Linked DNA regions of Homo sapiens: region 1 is linked to region 2. A link is an interaction called in ENCODE POLR2A ChIA-PET data of the cell type or tissue named here. Cell type or tissue: OCI-LY7. All regions are shown on one strand.

Region 1 (2,500 bases), 77 kb before region 2:
CGAAGCTGAGCAGTGCACCCAGGGCGGCGGCCAGGAGCAGCGCGCCCAGCCGGGCCATGGGGGCGGCCGGCGGGAGGGGACGGGTCGGGGGTAGCAGGGCCCCGGGGGCGGCGGGGGGCGCGCGGAGCCGGGAGCCGGGGGACGGGGGGCGGGCGGGCGCGGCGGCGCCCGGCTCTTCTGAGCACGTCCCCGCTCCTGCCCGCGCACTGGCCTCGCGGGCCCCCTGGGGTCGCAGGGAGATCGACCCCACCTCTCTGCGGTCGCTGAGCTCGCCCCTGGGGGAAAGGAGAGGAAGTCGAGAGCCGCGCGGCGAACCTGGGGCTTGGGCTCCAATCCCAGCGTCCCCACGGGCTGGCCCCGGGTCCCTGGGCACGTTCCTTAATTTCCCTGAACCCCCGGCTCCTCAGCAGCCAAACAAGATGCACCTGCCTGGCCGGGCTGTGCAGGGCTTGAGAGGAGGAGGGAGGATCGGCCAGAGACCGACCCCAGGAGGATGGCCGGCCAGGCAGCAGGACCACCCACCCGTGCTCCTGGAAGCATAGGAGCCTGGCACGGGCTGGCCCTGGGGTCCTGGTCTGTATCAGTCCTGAGGACCAACCAGACGGCATCCGGTGAAGTGCAGTGGCTGGGCCCCACAGCCGGGCGGGGGGCTGCGGAAGGAAAAAACCTTGTTTTGGATTCACTCATAATTACAAATGCCCCCTCCAGCAAGGCCGGCCTCTGCCTGTCCAGTCACTCACGGAGAAAACAGGCAGAAAGAACCTTCTAGGACAGGCGTGGGGTGCCAGTGGGGGTGGGAGGCAGAGGAGCCGGCGAGAGGCCCCCACCCATCCACCCAGGACTAGCCCCATGAGCAACGCCCGCGTGGGCAGCCACACAGGCGGAAGGGACAGGCTGGGCAGCCATCGCCTAAGGTCTGGGGTTAAATCTCAAACGAAGGGGAGGCTTCCTCTGGGTTGCCACACAGGGCTGGGCAGAGCCTGCAGAGAGGGGATCAGAGGTCTGAGGACATCCTCCCGGATGGTGGCCCTTGGAGGTGAAGCCAAGGCTCTCTTCTTGGGGCGTTTTGGCCATGCTTTCCTCTGCTAGGCTCTTGTTGGTTTGAGGAATATAGTCAGGAAGGAAAAACCAGCCTAGCAGTTATTGAAACAATATTTCAAACAGAGTTCAGACAGAGTGACAGAATGGCTCAGGTATTTTGTAGCCGTCCTCACACCTGCAGCACCAGACTGTGTTGCCGCACGTGGGCAGCTCTGGGGTTTTCCAGCCCCCTTGGAGCTGGGGCTTCCCTGACCACAGCCCCTCTCTGGGAGCCATGTGGCATCCAGCAGCCCTGTTCTCTAGGGGTGGGGATAGCACATTAGATCTGGAAGGTGAAAGAACTCAACAGGTGCTCAGAGAGTAGCAGCCGTTATAAAGGCAGAGGCGATAGGGATAGGGGGTGGGGCCTCGTTCCCCCCCTAAACACACTGCAGCTGGGGAAAGAACGGTGCGTGATGAAAACTCGTGGTACTCTGACACTGACCCCACAATAAAGCAATATAACAAGAATCAATATTGCTTCGGTTGGATCAACACCTTTGTGCATGTGAAAGGTACGAACTGACTCTGCAGGGAGAACAGAGGAGCCCCATTTGGGCTGCGTGCTCCATGTGTGTCCTCCCGGTGACTTCCCCTTCTCTCTCTCACTCTATTTATTTTTTTAGAGACAAGGTCTCCCTATGTTGCCCAGGCTGGACTCAAACTCCAGGGTTCAAGTGATCCTCCTGCCTGGGCTTCCCAAAGTGCTGGGATTACAGGTGTGAGCCACCAAGCCCAGCCTCTCCTTTCTTTTTTTTTTTTTTTTTTTTTCAGAGACAGGGAGGGCAGGGGTCTCCCTATGTTGCCCAGGCTGGTCTCGAACTCCTGGGTTCAAGTGATCCTCCTGCCTCGGCTTCCCAAAGTGCTGGGATTATAGGCGTGAGCCACTGTGCCCAGCTTCCCCTTCTCTTGAGCTGAGAGCTGGTTTGAGATCTGTTATTGCACCCACATAAAGCTTACGTAGGGCCAGATATGGTGGCTTGTGCCTGTGGTCTCAGCTACCTGGGAGGCCAAGGTGGGAGGATTGCTTGAACCCAGGCAGGAGGTTGAGGCTGCAGTGAGCTGTGGCTGTGATCAACAGAGTGAGACCCTGTCTTAAAAAACAAAAAAAGGCCAGGTGCAGTGGCTCACGCCTGTAATCTCAGCACTTTGGGAGGCCGAGGTGGGAGGATCACTTGAGGTCAGGAGTTCCAGACCAGCCTGGCCAACATGGCAAAACCCTGTCTCTACTAAAAATACAAAAATTAGCTGGGAGTGGTGGCTCATGCCTGTTATCCCAGCTACTCAGGAGCCTGAGGCAGAAGAATCACTTGAACCCGGGAGGCAGAGGTTGCAGTGAACTGAGATCACACCACTGCACTCCAGCCTGGGCAACAGAGCAAGACTCCATCTCAAAAAAAAAAAAAATGCTTAACGCCAC
Region 2 (2,500 bases):
CTCAGGTGATCCACCTGCCTCAGCCCCCCAAAGTGCTGGGATTACAGGTGTGAGCCACTGCGCCCCACCTATTTATTTTTTTGAGACGAAGTCTTACCCTGTCACCCAGGCCTCAGGGCAGTGGTGTAATCTTGGCTCACTGCAACCTCTGCCTCCCGGGTTCAAGCGATTCTCCTGCCTCAGCTGCCCGAGTAGCTGGGATTACAGACACATGCCACCACGCCTGTCTAATTTTGTATTTTTGGTAGAGATGGGGTTTTACCAAGTTGGCCAGACTGGTTTCGAACTCCTGACCTCAGGTGATCCACCCACCTTGGCCTCCCAAAGTGCTGGGATTACAGGCATGAGCCACTGCACCCAGCCAGACTCTCCTTTTTAGATGGGGAAGAATACTTTTTTTTTTCAGGCCTGGCACAGTGGCTCACGCCTGTCATTCCAGCACTTTGGGAGGCTGAGAGGGTGAATCGTTTGAGGCCAGGAGTTCAAAGCCAGCCTGGGCAACATGGTGAAACCCTGTCTCTATTAAAAATACACAAATTAGCCCGGTGTGGTGGCTCGAGCCTGTAGTCCCAGCTACTCGGGAGGCTGAGGCATGAGAATCACTTGAACCTGAGAGGTGGAGGCTGCAGTGAGCGGAGATTGTGCTGCTGTACTCCAGCCTGGGTGACAGAGTGAGACTGTGTCTCAAAAAAAAAAAAAAAAAAAAAAAAAGAAGGAATACTTTTTTTTTTTCCCTAAACAGGCTTTCATGGAAAAATCTTCGATTTGAAGAAAGTGAAGGTGTATCTGGAGGTGAAGGCACCCTCTGGGGCATCCTCTTGCAGATGCCTCTGCTGATTCTTTAGTCAATTTGACCCTCAGGGCCAAGAGGCCTTCTCTTCATGGTCCAGAAACTATCGCAGGGGCCAGAAGCCTGCCTCACGTGGGGAAGTGGGCGTCCAGGGCTGACACGCGATCACCCTTTCTTTTTGTTCCCTTTGCGAAGGGAAACGATCTTGACTTACAAAAATGGAAAGAAAAACTTCTCTCTCTTCATTTCCATTTCAGTCTTCATTAATAGAAGCTTGATTTGCATAAATTCACAGACAGGAACCATTTTGAAAGTACACTGTACCAGGGACATTCACTTTTTTTTTTCTTTTTTTGAGACGGAGTCTTGCTCTGTCGCCCAGGCTGGACTGCAGTGACACGATCTTGGTTCACTGCAACCTCCGCCTCCTGGGTTCAAGTGATTCTCCTGCCTCAGCCTCCCGAGTAGCTGGGATTACAGGCATGCACCACCACGCCCGGCTAATTTTTTGTATTTTTAGTAGAGCTGGGGTTTCTCCATGTTGGCCAGGCTGGTCTTGAACACCTGAGCTCAGGAGATCCACCCCCGTCGGCCTCCCAGAGTGCCGGGATTACAGGGTGAGCCACCGTCCCCGGCCGCACACTCACTTTATATCCTCTCAAGACTTGTGTGGTTTTTTCCTTTTGATTATTTAGTTTATGGATCAGCCTGCCAATAAAGGATGGTCTATCATTTTTTTTTTAATTTATTTTTTTCTTTGAGACAGGCTCTTGCTTTGTCTCCCAGGCCTGAGTGCAGCGGCACGATCTCAATTCACTGCAACCTCTGCCTCCCTGTTTCAAGTGATTCTCCGCCTCACCCTCCTGAGTAGCTGGTATTACAGGTGCATGCCACCATGCTTGGCTAATTTTTGTATTTTTAATAGAGATGGGGTTTCACCATGTTGGCCAGGCTGGTCTACAACTCCTGACCTCAAGTGATCCACCCACCTCAGCCTTCCAAAGTGCTGGGATTATAGGCGTGAGCCACCCGCCTGGCCTATCATTTAATTCAAAATTCTTCTGCTTGTCTGGGTGTGGTGGCTCACTCCTATAATCCCAGAGCTTTTGGAGGCCTAGGCAGGGGGATCCCTTGAGCCCAGGAGTTTGAGACCAGCCTGGGCAAAAAAGCAAGATCCTGTCTCTAAGAAAAAAAAAAAAAAAATTGGCTGGGTGCAGTGGCTCATGCCTATAATCCTAACACTTTGGGAGGTCAAGGTGGGTGAATCACTTGAACTCAGAAGTTCGAGACCAGCCGGGCCAACATGGCAAAACCCCATCTCTACTAAAAATACAAAAATTAGCTGGGCATGGTGGCATGTGCCTGTAATCCCAGCTACTCAGCAGGTTGAGGTGGGAGGATCTCTTGAACCTGGAAGGTGGAGGCTGCAGCGAGCCAAGATTGCACCACTGCACTCCAGCCTGGGTGACAAAGTGAGACCCTGTCTCAAAAAAAAAAAAAAAAATTAAGCAGGCATGGTGGTATGCACCAGCTACTCAGGAGGCTGACATGGGAGGATGTTTGAGCCCAGGAGGTTGAGGCTTTAGTGAGCTGTAATCGCGCCACTGCACTCCAGCCTGGGTGACAGAGCGAGACCCTGTCTCAAAATAAGTAAGTAAATAAATAAATAAATAAATAAAATTCATCTGCTCTGCAAGAGCATTTAAATAA

What was found. Peaks named below come from ENCODE experiments on the same cell type or tissue, not always from the same donor. Only the 100,000 strongest peaks of a DNase experiment are listed, where the experiment ranks them.
Region 1: POLR2A ChIA-PET joins it to region 2 with 5 read pairs; 4 of 35 experiments call an interaction of 5 or more read pairs at or near these places.

Annotation. Positions count from the first base shown.
Region 1 is chr17:78,229,582-78,232,081 of GRCh38, reverse strand. TMEM235 (transmembrane protein 235) reads right to left here and starts at 451. Exons shown (of 5, transcript NM_001395503.1): 1 at 1-451. The coding sequence starts at 58. In OCI-LY7, no CTCF peak of the experiment used is centred here; no DNase peak of the experiment used is centred here.
Region 2 is chr17:78,152,130-78,154,629 of GRCh38, reverse strand. All of the region lies in intron 2 of C17orf99 (chromosome 17 open reading frame 99), which reads right to left. Among named protein-coding and RNA genes, the nearest start is that of C17orf99, 7.0 kb to the right of the region's middle. RefSeq lists a silencer at 196-265 and enhancers at 1,722-2,298, 2,299-2,500. In OCI-LY7, no CTCF peak of the experiment used is centred here; DNase peaks (open chromatin) are centred at 1,019 and 1,602; H3K4me3 peaks cover 680 bases; H3K27ac peaks cover 1,309 bases.